Regions from separate parts of the Homo sapiens genome. Here region 2 is linked to region 1. Evidence: chromatin loops called from intact Hi-C (ENCODE). Cell type or tissue: sigmoid colon. All regions are shown on one strand.

Region 1 (5,000 bases):
CTGGCCACAGATGGCACACTGGGGGCTCAGGGTGTAGGTGAGGGGCCTGAAAGGTGCTACAGGCCCTGGCTGCTGCTGGTGGCTTCTGCATGGAGGGACCTGGCTGGCCACAGGGGAGGGGCACGTTGCTCTCTGGGACAGTGGAGTGTGGAGGTTGGGGGTGTGAGTCCTAGGCTCACCCCAGCAGACTGGGCTTGAATCCTAGCTCCACCGTTTACTTGGACAACATACTCTGAGTGTCAGATGCTTTATCTGCATAAGGGGGAGAAATACTAACCAAACGGGGGAGTTAGTTGGACTAACTCGTTTAGTAAGGACTAAATGAGGTCAGAGTTTGCAAGGCACTTAGCAGATCGCCCAGCATATTTGTACGCCTTCAGTGGGTGGCAGCTCTCAGCAATATTAGGATTATGGCTGTTCTCATTACCATTGTTAAACTAGAGATCATAAGACTGATGGAACAGACTCGCTGTGCAATAAGATACCAAATCATAAACCAGAACTAAGACCACGACAGGCAAGGGTTAAGTCACATATCCCTGAAAGAATACACCGCCTTCTAACTGCCACAAGGTTTTTCTTTTCTCTAGCAGCTAAACAAGCACTGGCCTCGAGATAAGCAATATTGAAACAATTGCAGCTCACCTACCCCAGACCCTAACTGAGCTCCCATTCCACAGGTTGCAACTGCAGCTTTGACGGGACAAGAGACCACCAACCACAGGCTGGTTCTGACTGGTTTAGTAAGAGGCTGAGCACTGTGTGTCTTCCTGCCCCTGCCTCATCTGTTGATGTATAGGACCGAACTGTAATGCACCTAAATGTTATGTCTCCACCCTAAAGTGAACATGGGATGCATGTAATTTGCGTATTTGCTTATCACACACATGCACACATCCCCCTTTTGTGAATATTCATAGCTCCTCCTATAACCTGTTGAATATGTATACTTGGCCAACCAGTTCCACATAAATCCCTGTTCCACCCTCCCCTCTCTCAAAGTGCTTGCTTTTGGTCTCTGCCTGAGGCTACATTTCCCAGCCAGTCAAGATGGCCACCCTGAAGGCTGCAATCCTTTGTAAGAAATGAAGTCTCTTCTGCAAATGTATGAACCTACTGATTCCTCAGTTGACACTATTAGTGACTCCGAGAGGAGGGGGGGCCCTTCCGTGATGCCAGTAGTTGGCTGACTCTTCACCTCCATCTCCCTCTTTAACAGCAAGGACCACCATGATTTGTCTTTGCATGTACGGCACCTGGAGTGGGCCTGGTACAGAAGAGGCTCTTGGGGAATGCTTGCTGGATAGATGGAGGGATGGAGGAGGGATGGTGTGGGATGCTGTGGGGTAGTAGGGAAGGAGAAGTCCCAAAGAAAGCTCTGGCCTCAGGTCACCCTTGTCTATGCTCCCAAGTCAGGCCAGCATACTCAGAGCCTCCTCTCCTTACAGAGCATTAGCATGATGGTCTCTGGGGGATGCGAGCACCCCCTGGGAGAAGATGCCCTGCTCCCAGCTGAGCCCAGTGGGCTGTATGGCTTCCCCTCAGGCTATTTGCTCGTACACCACAGATCTGACACTGCTCTCTAAGAAAATCCCAGAACCCACCCGCAGAGCCAACACTCTTACAGAGGAGAAAACAGAGGGCCAGAGAGGAGAACAGCCTTGCTGAAGGCCTTGACCCTGCTGGACACAGAGTGGGGCTAGACAGCAGGCTCCTGAAGGGCTGAGTCTGGAAAGCCTGGTGCAGGGCCTGGCCCAGGGCCAGCCTCCAAGTTTTAGACTCCGATTACAGTGTTCCAACTCTGCCCTTGACCCTAGCTGCTTTCTGCTTGTCCTGTCAGGGGCTATGTCCATGGTAGACCAGGCTTTCTGGAAGCCCACCAGGCCTCTAAGAGTGGGTTCCCTGACCTGAGGAAAATGAGGACCCCACAAGAGCTCCAGCCCCTTCCCATAAGCTGCAGCACAGTTGGTCTGGCCGTCTGCATTCGCTGAAATGTAGGCATGAAATGAGAAACACCAGCACATGTGAGTCACCACTTCTCGGGAATTTGAATTTTCCTTCTAGAGGATGCCATTGATCAGAGGGAAGCAGGGTGGCAGCGGTAGTGTTTTCAAAAATATTTTTCTTTTAAATCAAAATATAAATAGACTGCAAACCAGTACCACTCTGAGAAGCCCACAGGAGACTGGCTTTGAAAGGGTTTCCTTGGAGCAGCTCAGGAACACAGAGCTGAGGGCTGCCCTGCCTCCTTTCCTCCCGGGCGGCCCTTTCTTCTCTGGCAAGTGTCAGAGGCACTGTCAGTTTTGAGTACAAGCATTTTGTGGGTGCAGCTGAGGGGGCAGCCCTGAGCCCCACCCCGCTTTCCAACAATGCCTTGAAAAGGAACTGAAAACATGCGTGGGTGGGGTGGGGGCTGTGCCAGCTTTTCCACCTGGATTCTAGAAGCTCTGGGCGAGGCCTGGTCTCTATGGGGCTCTGTTTTGTGTTTCATTTCTGTTTGTTCTCAGTGCTTAGAAATGGCACCAGTTTGCCAGGGGGCCAAGTGTGTGTGTCTTGGCTAATGACACCAGCCAGAAGGCTGGCCTCCCCAGGCCAGAAGCTCCACAGGGGCCAGGTCCTGGTGTTCTGGCTGAGGGGAGGCATCCCCAGCCCCACAGCCCCACACCTCCTGCACACCTCTGCCCGTCAGAGCTCCACCGTGGGGTGGGACTCACACGCTGCCACTCACTCAGCCCCTCACCGGGCCAGTCAAGAGCAAGTTGAAGGACCTTCTGGGCACCAGGCAGGCCCACCTTCCTGTCAGCAGGTCACAAGTTCTGGGCAGGGGCAGGTGTGGGGCTGGTTTACTCATCTGGCCCATTTTACTCAGCACTGACCCAGTTTCCCCAAAGGCCAACCCTAGGTCTTCCTGACAGCCCGTGCCCATCTAAGCCTCATACACAGCAGGTGGCCGGAGCCTGCACAAGGCCCTCTCCCCAGTGACATGATGGCTGCTGCTGTCACCAGGTGGCCTCCAATCCTGCCCACCCCCAGGCTCTCAGGTGGGGATAGAACATTCGTGTGGCCACTTCACCTCCAGATCCACAAAGGCCGCTGACGTGCTGGTCCAGGAACCCACACAGAAGGGCAGTGCAGGAGGAGGGAAGGTACCTGCAGTGTGGCTCCTGGGGACATGCTGCCTTAAGAAGGGCGTCCTTCTGACAGAAGCCAGCTCAGATGAAGGAGGAGAGCTCCAGAAGATGTGAGCGGGAGCCTGGCCCCCAGGCCGGACACCTTTTCCCTTGGGCCTGGGGTCGAACACGGAAGGCAAATCTCCTCCAGTCCCCATGGCTGCCACCTCCCTGCTCAAATGTCAGAACCGAAACGGGGTGGCTGCTTCCTCACTCCCTTCAAGTTAGCCAAACAAACGCCCCCAGTTACCAGCAGCCAGTCCCAGTCAGACATAGGGGTGTGGAGCCCCAGAGAAAAGACTGAGGCCCAAAGAACCTCAGGAAGGGGAGTGATGCTTTTGTCTGGGGCAGGGACGGGGCCTGTGGTCTAGGCGCAGGCCAGATGCCCCCAGGGGGCTCTTCCTCAGGGAGTGTGCCGAGTATTCCAGGAGGGAGCAGGGGAGACCCCCAGCATGCCCTCTCAGAGCACTGGGGGGACCAAGGGCTGCAGCACAGCCAGAGGCAGCCCCAGGTGCAGCACCTCTGCTCACCCGGAACAGCTGATGGCGGCAGGGGCTGCGCTATCATGGGGCCCCTTTTCCAGGTCAGACATTTTATCTGGAGAAATGCACCTTCTGGGGTTTAGGCCTTTCCAGCATTGAACTCAACTCAGAAGGAAAAATACTCATTTTTTCAAAAAAACCTCTTATTTTTCTAAGCCAACTGCCAACCAGCTATGGAAGCAGAACTCCTCAGGGTTTGGGGGATGCCTGGGCCTCGGCTCTCCGATGCACAGCCCCTGCTGCTGTCCCTCATGGGCAGCACCCCCTCCAGGGACCAGGAGCTTGTGATTTCCCCGGGCAGCCCACACCATGAGAGGACAGTCTGAACTGTTGGTTAAATGTGGAGCCCTCATTGTCCTTTTCATCGAATCCCCACACTTTGAAGTTCTCTGAGTCTTCTGGAACCACGTGGAAAAGCCCCGTTCTCTTTCCACTTGATGGGCCTTCAGGATAGGAAGAAAGCTTCCAGAACAGCGCACGCTCCCTCTCTGGGGCCTTGGAGGCATGGCGGATTCAGACCTCCCGCCCACTCTCCCCACCTCCCTGAATTCTGCTGCTTAACATAGCTCCTCGAAGGAGACCTGGCTGTGGGTCCAGATGAAGGCTCCGTTAAGCCCCAGGAAAATATGAGCACGGCTTTGACTTTTGTCTTCTTTTTAAAGCGTCTGACTGGCAGAATCTCTTAAAGCTGCTTTCTTCCAGGATGATCTGGAATATTCTGGAGGAGCTTATTCTGCAATTAGCAGTGCAGAGTAATGGGCTGTCAGGCAGTAAACGCCAGCACCTAGGGTGCTGGCAGCCTGGCCAGAAGCCAAAGGGCTTGATCAGCCTTGCGTGAATCTCACAGACTTGGCCCCCCATTTCCCCTTGGCCTAATTTCTTTGAAACTGGGTGCTTCAGCATTGGTGCTGACATATCCACAGACTGTGGTGGCTTTTAGAGAACCGTTGCTGGCAATCGGTGGGACATCCGGAGACGGACCGCAGCCCATCTGCCAGCAGCTTCTGAGCCCCAAAGCCCCACAGTCCCCCACCCACTCTGCGGCAGGTGTCCAGAGGGTGGTCGGGGTTGCAGTGAGCAGGGCATTAGAGCATTCCCCAAAGGACCAGCCATCCTATTTGACAGGAGGGCAAACAGAAGCCCGGAGAGGGTAAGTGTCCTGCCAAGAGCACGGACGTGAGTAAGGAACAGCATCCGGGTGTTCGGGTTCCGGGGGTGGGGCTTTGTTCACTCTGCTCCAACCAAAGCCATTTCTAGTTCTTTCCTCCCCTCTACAAACACTCGTTGA
Region 2 (5,000 bases), 74 kb after region 1:
GCTGGGCGCTGTGGCTCACGCCTGTTGTCCCAGCACCTTGGGAGGCCAAGGCAGGCAGATCACTTGAGGTCAGGTGTTTGAGACCATCCTGACCAACATGGTGAAACCCCGTCTCTACTAAGAATACAAAAATTAGCCAGACGTAGTGGCACACATCTGTAGTACCAGCTACTCAGGAGGCTGAGGCAGAAGAATTGTTTGGACCCAGGAGGCGGAGGTTGCAGTGAACCAAGATGGCGCCACTGCACTCCAGCCTGAGCGACAGAGACAGACTCTGTCTCAAACAACAAAACAAAAACAAAACAAAACAAAACCCATGAGTGTGCCTGTATGCATATGCGTGTGCGTGTATATGTGTGCATGTGTGTGTGCGCGTGCGCGTGTGTGTGTTTTGTGACTTGTCTTTCATCTAAAAGTCTGGTGCACATAAAATCTGGTTTTTTGAAGGACCTCGTTAATCAAAGTTTTACTTTTCATTAAAACAAATAGAAATACTATTTTACTGTACTTCTGGAATATTTTAAGAATCTCAAGATAACTCTTGAAATAACAACTATGTTTGGATAGGGCAGGGCTTAGAAAGAAGACACAACTGCCCCTGGGGAAGCTCTGGGGCACGCGGCATTGTGACTGTCCAGTGTTCACCTCAGGAAATGAGTCAGAGCGGCACTTGTCAGGGCCATGCTCGGTGTCTCATGCCATTCCCCAGGAAGACTTCGCTGACTCGCTGGAAACTGCTCCCAACCACTGGACATGCACCTCTAGTACCTCACACCCTAGTTTAGTTTTAGCCTTGGCCCCACCCCAGTGAGTCCCAGACTTGGGCAGGGGCCAAAGATAGAGTGAAAAGGGCAGATATTTCTGAATTCTGAGCCGTCCGAAGAACTCTCGATGAAAATAAGTTAGAGAAGTTCAGAGAAATACTAAAGTAATAATTCCCTCCCATCTTCTGTGTCAGTATAAAAAATGTGCTGATTATATCAAGGAAGAAACACACATATTAATACACAAAACCTTCACTAATTAGGTGATCCGTGAATGCTGCAGTCTTAGTAACTGCTTTAGAGGTAACATCACGGGAACCTTGAACATTTCGTATCTTGTGCTGATCTGTGTTTGCGAGCTCCTGGGCTCTGCATGCCAGGGACCTGCTCTTTCTTTGTTTATCTACTGAATGCAGGCAGGAATGCAAAATGGCTGTGCAGAAAAGCATGCGGGATCTGCCCAAGCGGGGCAGCGGCTGAGGGGGCCCTGGATACCTTCCCCATCTCTTGCTGCCTCCTGTCCAGATCGGGGGAGCTGGAGTGAGGCTGGCTGTCAAATATCCGAAGGAAAGTGAGCATCTGTCACCAGGTAAGAGAAATAATGGATCAGGCTGAAGGGGGCAGGGGGCAAGTATGTTGAAATTTTAACTTGAGAAGGCTGTTTGGCAACTGGCCAATCAGAATGGTAAGAGAAGTCAAAAGAGATGTGCCAGTAGCATGTCGTGACCGGGAGAAGGCAGATGGGAATGTGAAACCAGAGAACTCGGCTGGGAACAGAGAGTCTGAGATCAGCCCAGTGCTGCCCAAGGAGAGGGATGTCATCGAATCCATCGACCCAGGCCCTCAGCAGGGAGGAGGGATTCCTTTCAGGTTCCCATGTGGCTGGAAGGAAACTGATCGCAATTCATTTTCACCACCATTTCTGAGGGCCCACCGTATGCTGCTCTTGGAGCCACTGCTCTCCTGGCTGGGTTTCCAAAGCACCCCAATCTCAGAAGGTGTTATATCTCTGCAAACAGCAGCCTCTGGTCCCAGGCTGAGTCACTGTCACTGAAAATCAATACCGTCACTGGCCCGACCTCCGCCAGGTGAGCCTATGATGCTGGGATGACAGCTGTGCACGTCCTGGAGCTGGGAGGCCTCAAATCACCCCGAGGCCCCTCTGGCAACAGCTGGAAGGGATGAGAAAGGATGGAACAGGTCATGTGACCATTCCCACTAGATACCAAATACTGCATGGGGCCTCCCAAAATGCACATCCTCAATAATGTCACGTGAATAATCGAATTCCTCAACGGTTACACAGGAAATAAACAATTCTTAGATCATCTGGCTTACCCAATTGCTGCATTGATGTGCTATTCATTGGGGTTCATTAGAAAACATATAGATGTTTCCAATTAACCCAAAGCTGGAAAAGGCCTTGAGGTCAAATAATACTTTGCTACTCAGAGTGTGTCCAGGGCAGGCAGCCTCAGAATCCCCTGGGAGCTTGCAAGAAATAGAAGAATCTCCAGGTTCTCCACTCACCTTAGACTTACTGAGTCAGAATCTGCATGTAACCAGATCACAAGGGGATTCATGCGCAAATTTAACGTCAAGAAGCACCGCTCTCATTCATAACTCTCCATCCTAACCTGCCATGGTCTGATTTTAAAAAGAAAAAAGACTTCCCAGGGAAGAGTTCTCACAGTCCCTGCACTTAGGAAATTCTGTGCTCATTTCATTCCAATAAGAACTGGGGGAGCATGTCTTGGAAGACATTTTTCAGGATGTATTTTGTTCTTAAATTCAGTGAGAATTCTGAACAACCATTTACATTAAGCCCCCAAAGGAAGGCCACCCCTGCCCGTGTCTTGAACAGAATGCTTCCTTCCTTCTGAAGGGATCCCCTGGATCACATTCTGAAGGTGCTCTAGCCCTGCCCGGGTCCTCCACACATCTCCAGTGAAGGAGCTGGGGAGTCCACAATGTACCCACTGAGGGGGTACCATTCATACTGTCACCCCCATAAAGGGCACCTGCTTGAGTCTGCAGAGCACTGAGTAACCATCCCTCTCCCATTGTGGGTTCCCCAGGGGCTGAGAACTCAAATGTCTTCCAAAACAGGCAAGTGCGATGACCAGAAGTTCAGCAAATTCAAACTTTTTTGAAACGTGCACTGGCCTGACACAACCCTGCTAGCAGATGCCAGCTTATGGGCTGCCAGCTGGAAACCGTGTCTATATGCTTTTCATCCATCAAACCTGAGTACCTGGTTTCTGTTACAAAACCCCAACCACATGCCAGCCCCGGTCAGTCCAGTCTGCCAACAGAACCAGTGACGGGGGGTTTAAAGAGCATGGATGACTCCTCTCCTAAGCGCGTCTTCTCTAGGAATGAAGCCCTGGCAAATCACTGGCCTGGGGAGCTTTTTGGCAAACTTCTGTCTGGGAGTTATTTAACCACCAAGGAAGTTCTAGAAACTTAACCACTTTTATTTATCTTGTTTTGTTTTGCTTGAGACAGGGTTTTGCTCTGTTGCCCAGGCTAAAGTGCAGTGGCTCGAGGGTCAAGACCCTCGACCTTCCAGGGCTTAAGAGATCCTCCCGTCTCAGCCTCCTGAGTGGCAGGGACTGCAGGCATGCGTCACCATGACTGGCTAATTAAAAAAAATTTTTTAGTAGATATGGGGGTCTCATTATGTTGCCCAGCCTGTTCTTGAACTCCCGGGCTCAAGAGATCCTCCTACCTCGGCCTCCCAAATTGCTGGGATTACAGGTGTGAGCCACTGCACCTGGCCCATGTGAACACATTTAATGTCTCCAGCTGCTGGAGAAGGGGTCGCAGCACACAAGGCTGGCACATCCGGGACACTCACAGGGCGTTCCTGCCACTCCAGTCTCACCCATCAGTGTGAGCGCAAGGCTGCATCATCCTAACCTAGACTCCCAGATCCACTGTCCTGGAAAAATCCAGGCCACATCTATTTAGCAAAATGAAGTTTCTCAGGGCCAAAGTATGATGAGGAGATACCTCGTTCTTCAGAACTTAGCAGCCCTTATCTTAGCTGGGAGGCTGTGGTGAGTGGCAGCGCTAGGGCCTGGGCCGTGGCCGTCCCGGGTGGTTTGGCTGCGCCTCTTGGTGTCCTAATCCTCCCTCTTCTTTATGACAGGCAGGAGCTCCTGTTAGAGCTCATATCAGTTACATTTTGCTTCTCATTTCAGTCAAAGTGTCAACAATCTGGAATACTCCCCCATCCTTCTAGCGGTATTTTTAGCACGAACAAACAACTGACATAGTTAGCTGGAATAAATCACCTCAAGAAACCCCAGTTTGGCTCATTTTTTGCTCCCACGTCAGCTATTAATCTCCACTCAGATTGGCATCCAGGAGCCGGCACCTAAGCTGGAGATGACCTGGTCAGGTGCAACTGAAAACACCTCTTGAACCTTACTGCCCGTGTTCCAAAGACCTCTCCAGTTCCTGTGAGTGACATTATAATGAAGGGAGCCATTTCATATAATGCCATCCGTGAAGCCAGAGAGTCTACACAGCCAGGGCTATTCCCGAAGGCTACCTGAGCGCATGGTGTTAGGGCTGGGGGCCTGCAAAGCAAGTGAGGGGCCCAAAACCCGCCCCCAGATTTGGAAAATGAATTGAACAAGTGCCTCTGGAACAGGAAGTGTCAAATAGCCATCTGCTAAGTACATACGTGAACAGGACATGTTTGAAAGCAAGTCTTCCTGTCAGACTACTCTGGCTCCTAAAATAAATACACTGTTCTCTCTGAACTGTGAAGCTTTTTGGTAATTTCTGACATTTGGGAAGCAAGTCCCGGGCCTCTTCTGTTCTGCCACCCTTCCTCTCCTAGAGGACCTTCTCTCTGGAGGATCTCTCGGTCTTTATTTCTGGCTGAGCCCCCAAGGCCCTGATTTCTCCACATGACCCAGTTTGAGGAGGGGAGCACAGTGAAGAAATGAGACATTGGGACCCAGTTCAGCAGACAACGGCAGATGCCAGAAGAATGGGAATCCCACCACCTAGACCTAGAAGGGGAAGGGCCTGGGCCACAGTGTGATATGGACTTGATCCATGAAGCTCTGTGATATAGAAATGGCGCCTTCTGCACAGTCAGGAGGGAACTAGGAAGGAAGGGGCCTGGCAGGGCACTGGGAAGCTCAAGCGGCTCTCCAGGACCAGAGGTGGATGATGTGTCTCTCTGGGCTCCAGGGCCACATGGGACCGCGCATCCTT

The links. Hi-C counts contacts between places; a loop is a spot of excess contacts. Peaks named below come from ENCODE experiments on the same cell type or tissue, not always from the same donor. Only the 100,000 strongest peaks of a DNase experiment are listed, where the experiment ranks them.
Region 2: it touches region 1 in a loop (2.8-fold over the local background); 1 of 110 quality-filtered maps calls a loop at or near these places.

The regions. Positions count from the first base shown.
Region 1 is chr14:90,549,507-90,554,506 of GRCh38, forward strand. The region is part of intron 19 of TTC7B (tetratricopeptide repeat domain 7B); the gene reads right to left. Among named protein-coding and RNA genes, the nearest start is that of TTC7B-AS1, 91 kb to the right of the region's middle. RefSeq lists a silencer at 4,698-4,860. In sigmoid colon, no CTCF peak of the experiment used is centred here; DNase peaks (open chromatin) are centred at 2,315, 4,525 and 4,960.
Region 2 is chr14:90,623,740-90,628,739 of GRCh38, forward strand. All of the region lies in intron 15 of TTC7B (tetratricopeptide repeat domain 7B), which reads right to left. Among named protein-coding and RNA genes, the nearest start is that of TTC7B-AS1, 16 kb to the right of the region's middle. RefSeq lists an enhancer at 1,680-2,312. In sigmoid colon, no CTCF peak of the experiment used is centred here; DNase peaks (open chromatin) are centred at 692, 1,542, 3,072 and 4,946.